Linked DNA regions of Mus musculus: all the other regions are linked to region 1. Evidence: chromatin loops called from intact Hi-C (ENCODE). Cell type or tissue: heart. All regions are shown on one strand.

What was found. Hi-C counts contacts between places; a loop is a spot of excess contacts. Peaks named below come from ENCODE experiments on the same cell type or tissue, not always from the same donor. Only the 100,000 strongest peaks of a DNase experiment are listed, where the experiment ranks them.
Region 2: a loop joins it to region 1, with 4 times the contacts of the local background. A loop is called at or near these places in 2 of 42 quality-filtered maps.
Region 3: a loop joins it to region 1, with 2.1 times the contacts of the local background. A loop is called at or near these places in 8 of 42 quality-filtered maps.
Region 4: a loop joins it to region 1, with 2.0 times the contacts of the local background. A loop is called at or near these places in 13 of 42 quality-filtered maps.

Annotation. Positions count from the first base shown.
Region 1 is chr17:17,835,834-17,840,833 of GRCm38, forward strand. Spaca6 (sperm acrosome associated 6) reads left to right here. Exons shown (of 9, transcript NM_001162909.1): 3 at 252-320; 4 at 888-911; 5 at 1,676-1,753; 6 at 1,832-1,938; 7 at 2,254-2,410; 8 at 2,483-2,693; 9 at 3,152-3,238. The coding sequence ends at 3,185. It also overlaps a transcript of Has1 not described here. Among named protein-coding and RNA genes, the nearest start is that of Spaca6, 7.4 kb to the left of the region's middle. In heart, a CTCF peak has its summit at 2,373; a DNase peak (open chromatin) is centred at 2,418; H3K4me3 peaks cover 2,111 bases; H3K27ac peaks cover 1,815 bases.
Region 2 is chr17:17,061,298-17,066,297 of GRCm38, forward strand. It overlaps Zfp960 (zinc finger protein 960), which reads left to right and starts at 2,806. Exons shown (of 4, transcript NM_001005358.2): 1 at 2,806-2,909. The coding sequence starts at 2,880. In heart, no CTCF peak of the experiment used is centred here; a DNase peak (open chromatin) is centred at 2,694; H3K4me3 peaks cover 1,155 bases; H3K27ac peaks cover 476 bases.
Region 3 is chr17:17,784,984-17,789,983 of GRCm38, forward strand. No RefSeq gene overlaps it. Among named protein-coding and RNA genes, the nearest start is that of Mir99b, 43 kb to the right of the region's middle. In heart, a CTCF peak has its summit at 2,490 (motif pointing right); no DNase peak of the experiment used is centred here.
Region 4 is chr17:17,893,348-17,898,347 of GRCm38, forward strand. It overlaps Fpr2 (formyl peptide receptor 2), which reads left to right. Exons shown (of 2, transcript NM_008039.2): 2 at 1-605. The coding sequence ends at 452. Among named protein-coding and RNA genes, the nearest start is that of Fpr2, 8.0 kb to the left of the region's middle. In heart, a CTCF peak has its summit at 2,898 (motif pointing left); no DNase peak of the experiment used is centred here.

The DNA of each region.
Region 1 (5,000 bases):
AACAGAGAAATAGGAAACTGAACCAGCATAGTAGGGCTCAGTAGGCCCTGCAGAGGGTTTGAACATTATCCTCCCATTTCCACTGAGACATAAATGGATAGTTCTTTCAGGAGGCAGAAAGAACACTTGGGGGAAGTTTGCAACCCTTCCCTTTGTATCTGTGGGAAGAGGAAACAGCCTGTGCTTATGGGAGAGGCAGCAAGACCCAGGGAAAGGGGCTCTTAGTACAACCACCCTGCTTCATCCTTCAGAGCCCTTTTGGCTTGCCTTCAAAGATGCTGCTGCAAAATTGAAGAGGACCATTGAACACCTTAAAAAAGGTAAACCGGCCTCCAACTCCATCCCCTGCAGACATACCCCATACTACACAGGTGGGTGTTCTGAATCCAGCCTAAATGCTGGGAACAGTGGATTTCCTATTCTAGTATAGTTCCGATGGCAGTCCTGGCCCACATCCACCCCAGCCTCTTCTGAGTTCTGTTTCTGGCTCTGCACTCAAAAGCATCTTCTCTAGGCGGTGCTTCTTTGGCAGGGCCTTCTAATTAGGTGCTGACTCCTTAAAGGATTGGTTGCCTGGGATCTACTCCCACCCTCCAGGGTAATGAATCCAAGGCTGGTTCTTCCTCAAGGCGTCTTTATCCCCACCACATTCCCCTTTTCATAGACGGCTAACTGCAAGCCTTAAGCCTGGTGATGCACTTGGCCTTGCTCCATCCTTTTGAGTGAAGCTCCATGGCCTTAGCCTTGCACCTTAGGAACAATGTATTATGTCCCCAAGTGCTGTTCTCTAGAGTATAGGGTTCCCTGCCTATAATATCTTATGGAGGTGCTTTAGGTAGGTCCCTCTGTCAACCACCTGGGTCTTAATGCTTCCTTTCTCTCCACAGCCCCGGCCTGCATCCCTCCTTGTGGTAAGGAATTAGTTCCAAACTCAAAACAGCAGGGGAAACATGGTGATGGGTGGAAACCTGGAATTTAAGATTGAGACAATGAGTGGGCCTCCAATCCAAAGGAATCCAATAGAAAAGCACATACACTAGGTACTGTTCAAAAACCTATAAGAAACAGGCCTGGTGGTTCAGGCTTGTCATCCTGACTACTTGGGGCCAACTCAGGAGGATTACATGTTCAAGGTCAGCTTGGGCTACAGGAGTTCTAGTCCATGCCCGGTAATTTAGGGGGACCCTGACTCAAAACAAAAACTAAAAAGAATGCTGAAAATACAGCCCAGCAGTGGAGTGCTTGCCTGGAATACTCAGTGAGGGGCTGGAGGTGTGGCTCAGTGACAGGTCCCCTGCCTATACTCTTCCAGAGGGGTTGGGGTATGTATGGCTTAGTGGTATAGACTACTTACCTAAAATTCCCACGTCGGGGAGTAGGAGTATGTTTAAGTGGTAGAGAGCTTGGCTACCATGCATAAATCCATAGGTTTTGTTCCCAGTGGCTAGAACACAAAACACCACATTTATGTTGTAGCAAACTGGCTCAACTGGCCACACAAGCCAGAAGGTTAGCCAGGGCCTTACTGGACAGAGATTTAGATGGTGCAGAAAAGACTGGGTCTGTCTTCCACCTCCTCAAAAGAACCCTTGGAGTTCCCATAGATTTAACAGGGTTCAGAGAACTGATGGGAGACTTCAGGGGGAGCCCTCCACTCCTGGTCTCATTTCACTAGGTCTCCAGGAGGTGGCTAGGCTTTTCCACTGCTCGGGCTGCTTTTCTAAACTCTGCGATCTGCCTCTCGATTGTCCAGGTGAGAGGGCGGGCGAGGCTGGGATGCCGCCAGGAGGGGCTTGTGCGGACTTAAAAGAGCTATCCGGCCTCTTTCCAGTTCAGGACATGCTGGTGAACCGAGGGGACCAGGCTTTGTTTTCTTGTATCGTGGCTTTCGAGTTGCCAGAGTCGGAGATCACTTATTCCTGGAAATTTGTGGGAGGTGTGAGTCCGGAAACAGCCAGCTGGAGGGCTTGGGAAGGATGAGGTTCAGTTCAGTGTAGGGATTCGGTTTAGTGCAAGAAGAAGGGTCGGGGAACTAGGGAGAGATGGAGACTAAATATGTGGAAGACCCATGCTCAATGTGCATTATGAGTCAGGGTTTAGGGAATGCCCGGAAGGGTTGCTTAGTGCAGCCAGTAGAGCCAGAGGCTTGCGAGCTGAGTCAGTGCTTTGGGAGGGGGCGTGCATTAGAGCTGGGCAGGGCTTTCCGTTCCCGGTGCATTTAAGCACTTCAGCCTCAGCTCTGCTGTCCCACAGGTCCGAACTAAGGACGTTACGTACTTCCGTGATATGCCGGGGGCTCACGGGTACCTGGCACGAATACGGCCAGTGCAACCCAAACACGGTGGGACCTTTTCCTGCGTGATCCTGCACGACCAGCGCCCCCTGGCGCGGCTCTACTTTTATCTGAACGGTACGGGCGGGGTGAGGATATGAGGTAGGGCGGAGGGCGGAGCTCCGCTCTCTAACTTGTGAGCTCTGGCAGTGACGGGCCCTCCTCCGCCTGAGGACACTGAGCTCCAGGTCACGTTCCGGGAAGTGATGAATCGGACGCCGGCGGAGCCGGAAATGATCCAGCCCTGGAGCCCCAGCCTAGGCGAACTACTTACCAACCCCCAGGCTCTGACGCTTGGCAACCTATTCCTGCTCGCGGCCACCGCTGCACTTGGGTCTGCCAGTGTTACTCTGCTAGTGTGGTGAGTGCCAGCTAGCACCGTCCCCCCCCCCTCCCCGCCCCTCGCCCCAGCTCCTTTGGTCCACACCGCATGCCTCTTCCCCTATACTCTGGAGTCCAGACCCCAGCCTCCTCCCTCATTCCTAGCAGTCCAACCCAAGTCTTCTCTCAGACCAAGTCCAAGCCTAACTCTCTTCCCTCAAGACTGCAAAGTCCAGGCCCTAGCCTACCTTCCCCAGAACCAGGTTTCTAGGTTCCAATTCTCCCAGATATCTAGGCGTCTAGTCCCCACCCTTTAAGACCTAGGGAGCCTAACCCTCTTTTCTCAGACCCAGGAGTCCAGGTCTGTACTGTCTTATAACGCATGAGTCCTGATTCCAAGCCTCCTTGGAAACTCAGGTCCAAGCTCCTGTGCACGTTGAAACCCAAGTGTCTCTATCACTGGGCCTCCCTATAGTACAGACTCCTTTGTTTTCTCAGGCTGTTTTTTCGATGGTACTTAAGTGGCAACTAACAAATCCTGATCCTACATCTGTCCTGGAAATAAAGTATATATTTTAGTTCGTTCGTGGGTGTTTGTTTGCTTTTTAAAGTCACTGCTCACCGATAGGTGAGGACCTGACAAAATACCTTCCAAATACTCAGGTGAATATGGTGACGGGATACACACTGTTTTAGTTTGGGAGGCTCATTCTGGAGGATTTTGGGCATCAGCTGAAACCCTTTTCTGTTCTCTAGGAGATTTCTTTATATTTCCATCTCTAGAAAATACCCTCAGAGTACTACTATATGGTAACCGCCCCCATAAAAAACCAAAACAACAACAAAAGACCACCACCAACAAAAAATCCAAACTTTCCCTAACCCTTTCTTTATATCAGAAAAAGCACTTACAACTTTCTATTAGCAGAAACCATTGAGCAACACTCCCAGCCCTTCACTGGTTGAAGTCTAGGCAAGAGCTATACCACCAAGCCACACCCCATCCCTTGCTGAAGTATTCTAGGAAGTAGCTATATCACTGAGTTATACTCCCAACCTCTCTCCCTAGGCAATAGCTCTAGCAGTGGGCTACACCTCTAGTCCCCTATTGTGGGTTCTAAACAAGTACTATACAGCTGAACTACCTGCCTAGTCTGGTTTATTGCGAGTGTGTGTGTGTGTGTGTGTGTGTGGGATTGAATAAATATGTGTACATGAATGTGCATGTAGAAGCTGGAGGTCAATACCAGTGCTATTTGTCAGTCAATTCACTGTTTTGTTTTTTGTTACAGGGTTTCTCAATGGCTGAGACTTGCCTGGCTAGGCTAGCTGGCCAACCTTTGTCACCACCTCAACAGCTCTAGCATTTAAGTGTAAGCTTTTTACCTGCAGATTCTGGGGATGGACTCAGATCTTAAATACTAGTTTCCAATCCAGTATTTTTAAGTATGTCACATTGGGTTACTTCTCTGCTCTAAATCCATCAATAGTTTCCTGTTGTCATTGGAACCAAATCTAATTTCTTGAGAAAACTCCCAAGGCCCCACATATTCTGGCCCTCATTTTTCCTCCCTGCCTTGTCCCTACTAAAGAAGGAAGAAAGCTGTCTATCCTACCTTGCAATTCTGTTTTCTCCTTGTGGCATTCATTAATATTCTCAGTCACCCCAGGATCTTGGCACATGTTTCCTATTTACAGTAATGAGTTTTTCCCTCTATCCTCATGTCCTCTTAATCCCCTGACACCTCCCTACTCATTTCTACCATTACATTATCCCTGTAAATGACCATGACAACCCTCCAAAATCTGCACTGTTTTACTGTGTACTTTTATCTCTTCTCATATCTTCCTTGTTATTTTTCAGGAGGCTTTAGCTTCAGTCCCCTGAACTCTGAGAGTGCTGTTATGTGTCTGAGCTTTCACCCATGCTCTGCCCGACTCTTGAAATGCCTTCCCTTTGAACGTGAACTCTTCCCCACCTATTGCACAGGCCCCAGCCAACAATTCACTTTCTCTGACTAGTCCCTACTCCTTATGCACGCACCCTGCATCCCCTACCTCCATGTTGCATGTAACATGATTGATGATTAGTTTTTAAGATGGAGTCTTCTTTAGCCCAGGATCACTTAACTCACATAACCTTAAACTTTTGATCCTCCTGCCTCCACCTCCCAAGTGCAGTTATCACAGGTCCGCACTAACATATGTAGTTTTTGCAGTGCTGGATTGAAACTCAGCTTCATCCATGCTAGATGAGCACCTTAGCAGCATCCCTAGCCTAGAACAAACAAAACAAAAACAGAAGGAGCAAGTTGCTGAGTCTCCTCTGTTTCTTCTTAACACACAA
Region 2 (5,000 bases), 770 kb before region 1:
TGAGTTCAAATCCCAGCAACTACATGGTGGCTCACAACCATCTGTAATGAGACACTCTCTTCTGGTGCATCTGAAGACAGCTACAGTGTACTTAGATATAATAATAAATAAATATTAAAAAATAATAGTGTCAGGCCCTGGGACCTCCCTTGAGCTGGATCCCTCTTTGGGCCTGTTGTTGGACCTTTTTTCTTCAGGCTCTGCCTCAGACCCTCTTTATCCTTTTGTCTGCGTGGAACAGGTCTCTGGGGCAGGTGGGCAAAGCCTTGGATGGAAACAGACAGATGCACATAGGAGAGGTTGTGTAGAATCTGAATGTAATTTGTCAAATCGAGCATCAAACTTTTTATGCTGAAGAAAATAGGGAAGTTGGGTGACACACCAGCAAGGTACAAAGAGGTTACTGGATTCTTACACAAAACAGGAATACAAACACAGAAGGTCTAACAGGAACCACCTGGGATAGAATTCATTGTTAACAACTGGGATCAAAAAGAGCTGCACCTAAGATTCACTTAATCTTAGAAGCCAGGGTCAAGGGCTTCGTGCCCTTGCCATAGTTCCTATTTTAGTCTATTGTATAGTCCACCTTTCCCGTAGACCATTGTAAATACGTGTGTATGGGTGTAACTCAGCTATCTCTAGTTCTAAGTGTCTATTCTGGTTTCTCTTTAGGTCTCAAACTTCCTTCTTCCTAGATGATGGTAAATTCTTGTGTAGAGCAGTGACTTGGCTTTTATTCAAAGTGATAGTGTAATGCCAGAGGCAATTCTGAATGTCACTGAAAGCAACATTCTTACTGAATTCCAAGCCCATGGTCAGCTGTAGGACTTTCTAGGACTGTTGGAACACTGGTGAAGGCTTGGCTATGTGAGAATTCAATCCTAAAAGGCACTTATAATAGGATAATACTAAAAGAGAGCACATGGATCCATACACCAGACTAACTCGGGAATGGAATATTAATGTATGGTTTAGAGAGAACACCAGATTCCAGGAGGTGAGTTTCCGTGAAACTCTTTGCCTCGTGACTTTTAGGCCTCTCGGCCTGTCAAGCTGACTCAACCAGAGTGCGTGGCAAGGCTCCTCTCCATTTCCATCCCTATAATTCTAACAGAAAGAAACTATTATGGGCCAGTTTAAACATATGATAATTTTACAAAAGTTATACGTACAAAGTGAAAGATATTTTATGCAACCTAATGAAGGACTGCATAAATATGCTTCTTGACCAAATAGTGGAATTGGATTTGTATGCCTTCACATATTCAGACCATTTGAAAGCTATGAGATTCCTAAGTTTTGGGAAACATATCAATTTTATATTTCTCCATATGTTCATTTGAGGAAGGTAGATTTGAGGAAGGTGGATTTGGGAAGCCCTGGAATGATTTAAATGGGGTTCAATGGATGGTTGGACCTCTCTGTTCCTTTTCATCTAGTCCTATATCTTAAGTCTTATGCTTCTTTTTTAAACTATTTAAGTCTTATATTTCCCTTCTTTGTCTTCTTTGTCATCGTCTTTGTGTTCTACTTCTCCTTCTCCTTCTTCTTCTTTATTTTTATTTTATTTTATTTTATTTTTCGAGACAGGGTTTCTATGTGTAACACTGGCTGTCCTAGAATTCACTCTGGATGTAGATGAGGGTGGCCTCGAACTCAGAAATCTGCCTGCCTTTTCCCTCTTGTGTACTGGGATTAAAGGCGTGCGCCACCATGCCCGGCTGGCATACAAATACTTATGTCTTCAGTCAGGGATACTGTAGTGCTAGCTCTCCCACATTCTTTAAATGCTTAAGGTTTACCACCCGTATGGATTTTGTGGCGACTTTTATGATTACATGTATTCGTTACATGTTTCTAGGTTCCTTACAGCTGTTACGTTTTATTCCTATACATATTATGATATATACTGAAAACCAGCTGAGACATTCAGCCACATGGACTGAACAACCACTGGATTGCTCAACTTCCCATTGGTATAGAGTTATAGTTGCAAGAGTTGGCTATCAGCTTGGGAGCCATACTAATAAATCTACTTTCCACATACATAGAGAGACCCTAGAGCATTTTCCTAGTACACCTGTGTTTTTGGGTTGAGATTTTATTTTATTTTTTGGCACTTTCCTACTGAGGAATAGACAATAGAATAGTAGATTATAGAATAACAATAGAGCTCCAGCTGGAAAGTTTGTGCAATTTACCAGAACCCAGTAAGAAGCCACAATACAAAACGTTGTTTCTTAAAGTCACTCTTTAACTAGCAGTTAAACTGGGCATCCTTCCACTTGTAAGACAGATTATCCACTCCACTGCAACTTTAGTAATATGCTTCATTCCACTAGCAATAAGAGGAAGCACCTTCTGAGGGCAGTGGACTCACAGGTCAGAATTTGAGTCCTGGCTCTGGAGAACAAAGTCACAGCTCACAATGGGGAGGAGCAGGCAGCCAATCAGAGGTGAGCTGGAGAGAAGGGACGGCAATAGCTGGGGTGTACGCTATCGGAAACCTGGGACAATTGCTACCAAAATACAAATCTCTGCTGATCTAGAATAGGTGTGCGTCTAGATTGGAAACCTGTGCACTGAACCACTATTCCGAGTTGCGTTTGCACCCTCTCACCCTGAGAGAGTTGCTCCTGTCACTCAGGATTTACTAGCCAATCACGGCATGAAGGAGGATCTGACAGTCTTAGAGGAGGGTGGTTTTTCCGGAAGGGATTTTCCTGGTTCCCTGTGGGATCTGCCAGTCATAAGAGGAGGGTGGTTCTTCCGGAATTCTTTTCGCTGGTTCCCTGTAATTAAGCAGGCTTAAGTGATTTGTCCTGTGTGCTGCTGGGTACTGTGAAGGAAACTCAGGCAAGTTCTGAAAGTGCGACATGATGAGGATATTGTCACTTCCCACAGAGGTGAGGAGCGGGATCGGGTGTGCTGGGTCCTACGGAAGGCTGGGTCGGAACCAGCAGCTACATGCAGGCACCTGCGAGTTGCCTCGTGGTTTTAGCCGCTTCTGGACCCAACGGTGGCTCTTGCATAACTTAACTATCTGGGCTGAATATTCACAAAACCTTTCGAGCAGGGTCCTGTGTATAGAAACACCCTTAGCAGGATGCCAAAGTCAGACAGGCTAAGTTTCTTTCGTGTATTCTACAAGTTGTTCTCTTGGCCTTTAGCATTGAGCTCTGTACAAGGAGGTAAGAATGGATCAATTCGCATTCTTCTACATGCTAACCGCCAATTGAGCCAGCAACATTTGTTGAAGATGCTGTCCTCTTTCCCCTGGATGGTTTGAGCTCCTTTGTCAAAGATTAAGTGGACATAGATGTGTGAGTTTATTTCTGGATCTTAAATTCAGCTTCATTGATCTGACTGTCACTGTACCAGTAACATGAAGGGGGTTGTTTGTTTGTTTTTGTTTTTGTTTTTTATCACAATTGCTCTGTACTACAGCTTGAGTTTCGGGATGATGATTCCACCAAAGGTTCTTTTGTTGTTGAGATAGTTTTTGATATCCTAGGATTTTTGTTATTCTAGATTTATTTACAAATTGCCCTTTCTAATTCTGTGAAGAATTGAGTTCCAATTTTGGTGGGGATTGCTGTGTATCTGTAGATTGCTTTCAGCAAGATAGTCACTTTTACTATACTAATCCTGCCAATACATGAGCATGGGAGACGTTTCCATCTCCTGAGATCTTCTTTGATTTCTTTCTTCAGAGACTTGAAGTTATTATACAGATCTTTCACTTCCTTAGTTAGAGTCACACCAATGTATTTTATATTAATTGTGACTATTGTGAAGGGTGTTGTTTCCCTATTTCTTTCTCATCCTGTTTATCATTTCTGTAGAGAAAGGCCTCTGATTTATTTGAGTTCATTTTATATCCAGCTACTGCACTGAAGTTGTTTATCAGGTTTAGGAGTTCTCTGGTAGAATTTTTAGGATCACTTATAGATACTATCATATCCTCTGCAAATAATGATATTTTGACTTTTTCATTTCCAATTTGTATCCCCTTGATCTTCTTTGTTGTGGAATTGCTCTTGCTAGGACTTCAATAGTTATGGAGAAAGTGTGCCGCCTTGTCTAGTCCCTGATTTTAGTAGGATTGCTTTAAGTTTCTCTCCATTTAATTTGATGTTGGCTACTGGTTTGCTGTATTTGCCTACAAGGTAATGGCCTGCTCTTGTTGAAAGACACTGTACCTATTCATACTTTCAATAATATCTATCTTTTAAAGAAGTCAATTCTTGATAACACTTTTTTTTTTTTTTTTTTTTTTTTTTTTTTTTTTTTTTTGGTTTTTTGAGACAGGGTTTCTCTGTGTAGCTCTGGCTGTCCTGGAACTCACTTTGTAGACCAGGCTGGCCTTGAACTCAGAAATCCGCCTGCCTCTGCCTCCCAAGTGCTGGGATTAAAGGTGTATGCCACCACGCCCGGCTCTTGATAACACTTTTTAAGTTTCATTTTCTTAGAATTTCTCTGAACATCTAGATTTTTTTTTCTCTTTAGTGTTTCTGGAGAATTTAAGTATTTTATCCGTTTTCTCAACTGCTATGATTATTTGTTTCTATTTAGAGGAATTTCTTCTATAGCCCAGACTTGCCTTTTGCTATGTAATTTCTTTGAATACCTAATCCTGCTTCTGCTGTCCAATGCCTGAAGAGAAGCATATAAATTCTTCCAGGATGAGCCCTGACTGGTCAATGAGGGAAAAAGACAGAGAGATATGAATGAAGGAATGAATGAATGTTCTCCTACCTCCACAACATTCTAGGGGAAATTATAGATCAAGAGGGACATTGGTAACAATTGATTTCACTGACCAACTTTGAAAATGGTGTATTCACAGCAACCAAAGGGAGTGGGAAGAATGATGGAGGGAGCTTTCTTTTAAAATACCTTCTATTATCAGTGCATACTAATGTTATCAATGTTAGATGATCAATAAAAGGCCAAACTTGAAAATTTACGTGGTTCACAGAAAAAGACAATCAAGA
Region 3 (5,000 bases), 51 kb before region 1:
GTGGAGACAGGGAGGTGAGGAGGAGGTACAGGATGTGGAACAATGGGAGGGTGGACCAAGGGCAGGGGAATAAAAAACCGGAAGTGTAAAAAATTAATTAATTAATTTAAAAAAATCTACACACCTATGAACACTTGAATTTTTGATAAAGAAGGCAGAAATATGCACTGAAAAAAAAGACTGCATGTTAAACAAATGGTTCTGGTTAAACTGTATTTCTGAATGTAGAATCCACATAGAACCATAATTATCACCCTGAACAAAAATGCAACTTCAATTGGATCAAATATATCAACATAAAGATACACTCAACCTACATAGAAGAGAAAATGGGGAATAGCCTTGAACTAATTGTCACAGAAGACAACTGCCCTAATAAAATACCAACAGCTCAGGTACTAAGATTAACAAATAATAAATAAGACCTTGTGAAATTGAAAAGCTTGTATAAGGCAAAGGACACCATCCAAAGAACAAATGGCATAATGAGAAAATATTTTTACCAATTCCATATCTGATATAGGACAAAATATATAAAGAACTCAAGGAACATGGGGAAGTTGAGCTGGTGCCTACATGGAGCCTTCATTATTTTTCCATGTCTTTGGTATGTGAATGCAATCTGCAGTCTACCAAAAGAGAAACAACACCAGCCTAGCCACAAAGCCTTTGACCTACAATCTGCCCTGCCTCCAAGTTATGATAGGGTAATGGTGGTTGGTACAGCACTTGGAGTAGCCAACCAATATCTGATTTGACTTAGTGCCCACTCCCAGAGACAGAACCCATATCCAACACTGGTTGGGTGACCAAGAAGCAGTGACTAAAAAGCCTAGGATAAAACCAAATACTGCTGGCCTAAAAAACCAACTATGAATAAAATTAGTCTTAATGATATTCTGCTATATTCATAGATCAGTGCCTTATTCAGTCATTGATGGAGAGGCTTTTTCCTACAGCAGACCAGAACAGATGCAAAAACCCACAGATGGACAGTAGAAAGTATCCTTGGAACACACAACTCAAAATGGGATGTCTCCATTGAATCCCTCCTTTCAGAGCTGAGGGAATCCCCCCGAAGGTAAGACAGGAAGAGAATAAGAGTCAGAGGGAATAGAGGATGCCAGGAGAACAAGGCCCTCTGAGTCAATTGAGTAAGGCTGATATGAACTCATAGACTGAAGCAGCAAGCATAGGGTCTTCTCAGGTCTGCACCAGGTTCTCTGTGTACAAATAATGTATTTATAGATTTAAGATTAGTGTTTTTATGGTACTCTTGAGTGTGTGAATGAGTGGGTCTCTGATTCTTGTTTCTGCTTTGGGGGTCTTTTCCTTTTGTTGAGTGGACTTGCCCAAAATTGAGGTGATGGTTTTAGTTTTATCTTATTATGTTTTATTTTGTTGTTTTGTCATTTACTCTTAGAAGCCAGTTCTATTCTGAGAGACAAAACTAAAGTGGATATGGAGTGGAGAGGGGGCAGGGAAGTTGGGAAGAAACTAGGAGGAGTAGTGGGAGGAGAAACTGTAATCATGATATAACCTATGAGAAAAGAATCTACTGTTAATAAAAGGGTATTTTTAAGTACAATTGTTAGGAAATTTTTACTCCCTCATATACTAAGATGAAATATCTAACTGCATTACAAACTTCCACATGCAATGTGTCAGTCATAATGTGGTGTGAAATTTAACATGGGCTCTTTTTTTACTAATGACTTTTGTATTATTTAACTAGATCCAGAGAGTCTTTTATATTCACCTCACGGTGATCATGCAGCGCTTTTCTGTTGTTCTGATATCTGCTAAACAACATCTCCATGGAGGCTGGTCCTGATTTTCTTCCCTTGGTTGAGGGGCTCTGCATTTACTTCACCATGTAAGGATCACGTTTTCTCTTTAGCAATGGTAACAGCTTTGAGAAAGTTTACAGAAGCACGTGCAAAAGCTATCCAGATTAATACATAAACTCACCTTTCCCCTTAGATATGTTCTTTGCCCCTTTGCTATAGAGGAAGAAGACTCCTACATTCCATATTTGGGCACTGGCTATTACAGTGTTCTATAACTTTACAAATGTGTCGCTCAGGCCTAACATGAGTCATATGGAACAAACACCGAATGCCAGTGCAAAAAGAACTCATGCATTCTGGAAAAAAAAAAGAACTACAATCTTTATTGACTAGAGGAAGGAAAAGCTTCTATCCTTTTATTGCTAAATGAATTTAAACCCAAGCCAATAAGACAAAAGCTTTGTCCTCTTTAGTAATGCTAAGCCTGCCATGTTGGTAAGAAATGACCTGTTCCATCCAATGATATGGAAAAGCCTGCTTGCTCTTTCTGTTCTCTCTGCCGCTTTTTCTTTGTTCCTCTTTCTCTCTGCATTCTGTATATTGCTTTCTTAATTTCTTTCTTTTTTTAAGATTTATTTTGTTTATTTTATGTATATGAGCACACCATTGCTCTCTTCAGATACACCAGAAGAGGGCATCAGATCCCATTACAGATGTTTGTGAGCCACCATGTGCTTGCTGGGAATTGAACTCAGGACCTCTGGAAGAGCAGTTGGTGCTCTTAACCACTGAGCCATCACTCCAATCCACTTTCTTAATCTCTGAGTTCCTTTTCAATTTGTAAGTTACTCTACTCTGCTGTCCTTCCCCATTCTCCTAATCTTGTTCTCTCCTTCTCCTAATAATCTTGCTCTCGCCTCCTGCTCTGAATAATGCCATTCAGTGTAATTGTTTTTAGTTGTTTGTATCATTTCTAGGGGAATAAATCACATGGTTTATTTAAGCATCCTTTGTTTTTTACGAAAAATTCCCTAAAAGTTGGAACATAAAATTTACAACAGAGATGTATACATTGACAGTAATTATCTGGTTAAACATTAATTTTCTGGCACTAGCTCCTACAGACTATGGTTAGGATGTATTATATGAGAGAAAAATGAGAGAGAAAGAGAAACAGAAAGACACAGAGAGAAACAGAAGAAAGAAAAAAGGAAAGAGACGAGAAGAAAGGGAAAGAAAAGGAAAGGAAAGGAAGGGAGGGGAGGGGAGGGGAGGGGAGGGGAGGGGAGGAGAGAAGAGAGGAGGGGAGGGGAGGGGAGGAGAGAAGAGAGGAGAGGAAGAACTTATACCTGTAAATAGCTCAACATCATTGGCCCTGAGTTCAGCTAGGGAGTTCTTTACCCCCTTTAACTTGAACTTTAATTATCCACTTCCTCATAGAAGTAGTCACTTAGGACAGAGTATAAGTAGTGTTATGGTCAGTAAGGTTGTCATTTGGCATCAAAATGTTTAGCATTAGTCCTTACATGTTCAGTCAGGTGTTCTAAGTATTATGTGCTCTATTAATTACCGCTTGTTTACCCATCTCCTCCTTTTTTATATCAGAACTTTCTTTTTGTTTAGAAAGATATCCCTTTCCCCCAGCTCAAGTCCAGGGAACCGGGGCAATGATTCTTCATAACTACTTCCAGCTGAATATGGGGGTTGAGGTATTTTTGAAGTGGGGGAGGGTAGGGAAAGTGGGGGAGCTGGTTGGCCTTAAGAAGGCTACACCAATGATTGTTTTAGTTTCTAATGTCTGTGTCCTAACTGGATCTGGCTGAAAGTCCCTGAGATCAGGAGGTCAAACAGGTCAGTTCAGCATGTCTGACAATGAGACTCACAAGGCTGCATAATCTGTAATACACAAATCTCAAAACAAAATTTTAGTATCATCAAGATAACTTTTTTTTTGAGTCTCTGGAAACTGGTTTGTCGGGGAGAGGGAGTCTCCCTTCATCATATCTGATCCATATAATTCTGGAAGGTATATAGATACTAATCACTTTTTAAAACCTTTCTCCCAAATCAGCATATCCTTCAGTCAGCAACCAGGAAAGATTGTATCCTGCTTTATCTTCCTGAGGAATAATAAAACAATCAAAAAAACCTCATAATGCTACTCATTTTGAAAATCTGTATCTTCTCCTTCTAACTATAAAAACAATTTAATCACACTTCTATTAATATCTGCTAATAAGAGGCAAACAGCTAGTTAAACCAGAATTTTAACCCAAAATTCCCATGGAGCCCACATTCAAGGAATATGAATTTCCTACAGACTTTAACATACTCTCGATCTGTTATGCTCTCTGACTGGAGCCATAGACATTTATTTTATTAATACTTGTTAGAACATCTTTCTGTTGTGCTCTCTGCCTGGAGACATAGACTTGTATTAATTAGTGCCTGTTTGTAGCAGGCAATTATCACTGCTCTCTACTTGGAGTTAGTAAATTTCCCTATTCTAGTTCCGACATGCAGGCAAAATTCCCCATGTGATTTGGACAGAATCTGTATTATAAGTTTATCCTAAAAGCAAATAATTCCAATTTTATAAATTCACAATTCAATCAGTATCTGCCCACAAGAAGTATCCAGCTTCCATTCCCTGGCTCTCTGGCTCAGAGTAGCCAAGTTGTCTCTTTTCACAGCAGGGGACCTTAGAACCGGCTTTCTTTGTTGCAATGTCCAAATTTCTAACTAAATTTCTAACTCATAGGCTAAGAATCTTAAATTTGTAGTGGATTCTAGCTTCCCATGTTGGATTGCCACCTGTAGCGAGTAATATTAGTAAAACACCCCCGCTAACTCAGGCAAAGCACCAGCAGGCAGGCCAGCCTGTTCTCAGCCCAGCAGACCCTCTGTCTCAAAGCTCCAAAATCTCTCCACCCAGCTTGCTAAGCTCCCCATGACAGGCTGCTGCCATACAAGCCCCACGCTTCCAAATTCCCATGGCCAACCGGCGTGCCCTGCTACCTTACCTTTTCACTGGAGTACACCACATGATCTTAGTTTAGAATCAAAAGGACCCAGCAACTAGCATCCTAATTTGTAAGCCATTGTAAGTTAAACCCTCCGGTAGCAGACTCCAACAGATCTACCTGAACCGGGGACCTCCACTACCTACATTTTGGTTTTCCGAGTTCTTCTCCTGCCCACCCTCTTTAT
Region 4 (5,000 bases), 58 kb after region 1:
GGATCATCAGGTTCCTTATTGGTTTCAGCATGCCCATGTCAATTGTTGCTGTTTGCTATGGACTCATTGCTGTCAAGATCAACAGAAGAAACCTTGTTAATTCCAGCCGTCCTTTACGAGTCCTTACAGCAGTTGTGGCTTCCTTCTTTATCTGCTGGTTTCCCTTTCAGCTTGTGGCCCTTTTGGGCACAGTCTGGTTTAAAGAGACATTGCTTAGTGGTAGTTATAAAATTCTTGACATGTTTGTTAACCCAACAAGCTCATTGGCTTACTTCAATAGTTGTCTCAATCCGATGCTCTATGTTTTCATGGGCCAGGACTTTCGTGAGAGATTTATTCATTCCCTGCCTTATAGTCTTGAGAGAGCCCTGAGTGAGGATTCTGGTCAAACCAGTGATTCAAGCACCAGTTCTACTTCACCTCCTGCAGACATTGAGTTAAAGGCCCCATGAAGTCTGTGATAAGGGATGGTTTTCATTCCACTTCAGTCCCATTCCACTTCTGCCTTCCTTACCTTATGCTGTGTCCTATAGCATTTTTAATCTGAAAAAAAAAAAAAAACTTCTGTGTCCCCTGAATCTGGAAAATGAAATAAAAGTCAATGTTAATATTGTTGTTCTTTTGTGTTCTTTTAAAAACTAAGCCTTTATACTCTAAACAAAACTAATGTAGTGGAGCAATGTACTACAAGAGAGGAAAAGAGCAATGCATATTCTCAAGGCTTATACATGATGGTAAATATTAAAAATAAGTTATTCTATTTCATAGGCTGAGAAGATGTCTCAATGGTTAATACAAATTTCTGCTTTAGTAGAATACCTGAGTTTAGTTTCAACCACCCACAGCACCTGAATTACAATTGGTAGTAATTCTATCTGTAGAAAATTCAAGGGCTCCAGACTTAGTAAGCATTTATACTCATACGCATTTGCTGTCTTCACACAAATAACTAAATATAAAATAAAATATTAAATATTATTTATCATTAATGAGTAATATTAAATGTTATTTAATATTATTAATATATAAATATTAATATAAAATAGTATTTATCATAACAAGTATGTTATTGCTGGGCATGCCTATAATCATAGCATTTGTCAGGCAGGAGTAGGAGAAACTACTTCAAGTCCAGTCCCCAAAACAAAGTGTTGTGGTTTGCCATGAAAGGGATATAATTGGAGATAATCACGTTAAATAAATTAAGTGAGGCACACCTATTATATGATGTCTTTTAATTATTGTTCTTAAATTTTATATAAAAACACAGAATCATATGTGTGTGTATGTGTGTGTATGGTGCTTGGTGTGTGTGTTTGGTGTGTGTTTGTGTGTGATGTGTGTGTTTGGTCTGTGTATGGTATGCACATTCTGTGATTGTGTGCATGTGCGTGTGGTATGTATAGTGTGTGTGTGCGCAAGTGTGTGTATGTTTGTGTGTGTGTATTTAAGTAAGCCTGTCTAGGTAGACAAAGGAGATAAACAGGAGTGAGATTAAGTAAGAAAGGGAGGCAAGTGTGTTTGAACTGAAAACAAGCAATCAATGTACACATGTACATAATTTTAAAATACATAATAAATGAAATTATAACATAGACAGATAAAGGAAACAGAGGTAGTAGAAAATATTTGACCATGTCTTCAGATCTTTGGTTTATCTAGACACAATGCACATCACTAGAATCTTGGCACTAGTGATGGTCCTCTGAGACAAGCAACTGCCATCTTGGAGAGTTTAGCATCTCCATCTTACATACCCCTCATACTCCTCCTAGAGGGGCAAAGTAAAGTACATGATTCTCATGTGAGTATCCAATCTCCCCTAGTGTGTGGCGCCTCTTCACATGGCCTGGGGAACAGGCTACAGTTTACAGAGGCCTAGGAGATCTAGAACATGGGCTCTATCTATGCAGCACTGGGGATTTCTCAGCCTTGCTGAGAAGGCTTTTTAGATGAGGTTGTGTGTGGAGTGACTGTAATCCTGTAAGCAACCCATCACCTGTGATTTGTGAAGCAGCTCAATAAACTCATTGGTTTTCCAAAGTGAGAGTCAAGCACAGGGTTTGTCTTTGGGACCTGAAGTGAGGATAGAGAAATTGCTTATATCATCCCCCTCTCCGCCCTCGGCCATTACTTAAGTATCAAATGCTATAATCAAGCCTGAGAAATGGAACTCTCAACTATTTCTTAACTAATAGGAAATACTGTAGGTCAGAGTAATGGAACTGGTGTAGTAAAGACCTCCAAAATCTTAAAAAATAAGGAAGTTTCAAGTATCTGTTTTGATAGTGAGGAAGCATCAATAAGAAAGACTATTAGAGACTTTTGTTTAACCATTGTGTGCATGTGTGTGTGTGTGTGCGTGTGTGTGTCCCTTTTATCTTTCCACATGTTCTTTCCCCACATTTTCTTTTCTCCATTGTTTGAGATTATAACATAATCATATCATTTACTTCTTCACTTTCCTCTGTTCAAATCTTTCCATACATTCCTGTTCTTTTTCAAATCCATAGACTTGTTTTAAAATTAATTGTTATATAAAAATAGAATGAATCCATTTATTTGCTATTGTGAATACAGCATGGATGAGCGTGTGTTTCTACTAGGCTATGGACTACTTTGGGTACATGATGATGTGTGGAATAAGTGTAAGATTTTTAAAAGGTAGATATGTTAAACTTGAGTCTTTTTTTTCCTTCCTCTTGCCTGGATTCAGGGTACTTTAACACAGATAATGCATTAATGTAAAAGCAGAAGTTCTACTTGAATCTAGTAGGGGATGGAGATGTCAAACACAGAAAACCAAAGCCTCTGGAATGGCTGTCTCCAGAGTTTTTAAATTTGTTTTGCAATTTGATATGAAGCAACTTATTGGATACTGTGCGCCATCTTGTGGTAGTCGAGTTGTAACAGCAAGAAAATAAGTCAGTCCTGCTGCTCAGGTCTGTGACCTCATGGAGACACATTTTCTCCATTCGTGGAGAAATATTGTTGTTGTTGGTTTTTTTCCCCTCTATTTAGTACCCCTTGCTGAACTCGTAAATACAGGTGCACAAGAAAATGTGACTGATATAGCCAGTAAACCCCTATCACTTCAGAAGGTAGTTTGGGTTTTGGCTTGTCATTCCAACCATCCCTAGCCAAGCATTAAGTCTTTTTAAAGAAATCCTTTCCAGTGACTCAATCTGGCTTTGCTGCTGCGTTTCCCCCACATGCTAATATCTCCTGTCTCTTGCGTAGCTCCACATTCCACCAGATGATGGTTTCTCAGAGGCTGATGTACAACAGATGCTGTAGGTAAAACACAATCACAGAGAAGGCCATTTTATCTCTTAAACCTTTTTCAGCCATTGGTGAGGATTCTGCTTTCTCAGCATGTATTACATCCTGGGATCAATTCTTACGACTATATAATACCAGCCTGTATTTCCAGGTGCTGGGTATCAGTTCTAATACTTCTAATTAACTCGGGCCTCCAACGTGGGAACCTAGCTCTCCAAAAGTTAAAGGTACTTTTCCCCAGTTGGTTTTTGATTGTTTAATAAAGAGCCAGTGGCCAATGGCTGAACAGGTAAACTGAGGGTGGTCCTTTGGCTTTATGCAGGTTAGGACTGAAAGAGAGAAACGAGGCAGGGAATCATCATGCCTTCAGAGGAGAAGCATGGGACATAAGAGCTGCAGGAGAGAATGTCAACCCTCTGTGTTTGGAGCTGAGATGAAAGGATGGTCCATGTAGAGACTGCCATATCCAGCGATCCACCCCATAATCAGCATCCAAACGCTGACACCATTGCATACACTAGCAAGATTTTATCGAAAGGACCCAGATGTAGCTGTCTCTTGTGAGACTATGCCGGGGCCTAGCAAACACAGAAGTGGATGCTCACAGTCAGCTAATGGATGGATCACAGGGCTCCCAATGGAGGAGCTAAAGAAAGTACCCAAGGAGCTAAAGGGATCTGCAACCCTATTACCCAGAATTCAGGTAACTGGCCACTTCCTCCAACGGGCTTACAATAGCAGGGGAAGGCTTAAGAGCCTTAGGAGTACAGGAGGGCAGGGTTTGCTACTACAGAAAGGTTTAGCAGTGTCCAGCTTTTGAGATAGTTGCATGTCAAAAATTAACTGATCTCTCTCTCTCTCTCTCTCTCTCTCTCTCTCTCTCTCTCTCTCTCTCTCTCTCTCTCCCTGTGTGTGTGTGTGTGTGTGTTTCATTTGTGAATCCAAAGAATTCCTGGGTGAGTGGCTGGGAACACAAGATGTCCGGAGCCAAGGCAGATAGCAAAAATTACCACTAATCCAGGAGTCAGTAGATAGAGTCATAATTGCTTCAAATGTCATCTACCTTGAGAGTTTTATGTTAGTCTCAGTTCACCAAGACTGTCTTAACAAAAACAATGACCGCATATATGACATCTGCTGGAGAAACACAAAGTATGCCTCTATTCACACACAGATTGGCACCATTCATATTGTCTCATCCAGAATCTCCTGTCAGCTGTTTAAGCAACACTACCTTCAAGAAGAATATAATCCATACTCTAGAAGAGGTGGAAATCCTCACAATAGCCAGTAAACCCCTATCACATCAGAAGGTAGTTTGGGTTTTGGCTTGTCATTCCAACCATCCCTAGACAAGCATTAAGCCTTTTTAAGAGTCTGGTGTAGTTGTCCCTGGAAGGAGAGTTTGGGCCAAAGTTCAGTAACCTATGTAACCTTTCAGAGAAAGCCTGCTGTTTCGAGAATTTTGTGCAAAGCCCAGTATACCCTACTTTGTCTTGAGGCAACAGGTGGCCATAAATTCAATGTTAGTATTTTGTTCTTCTGACAGAGCAGCTTTTCAGAAGATGTTAATTAATGATTAAGAAAAAAGGTGTTTCCTTCTATTTCTGCTCCATCATTCCAACTACACATCCTGTGTGCTTGGGTAGACAAAGATTTTGAGTTATATTGAGACAGAGAGGAAGGAGAACCTCCGATTCAGTAACGAAGGCCCAGTT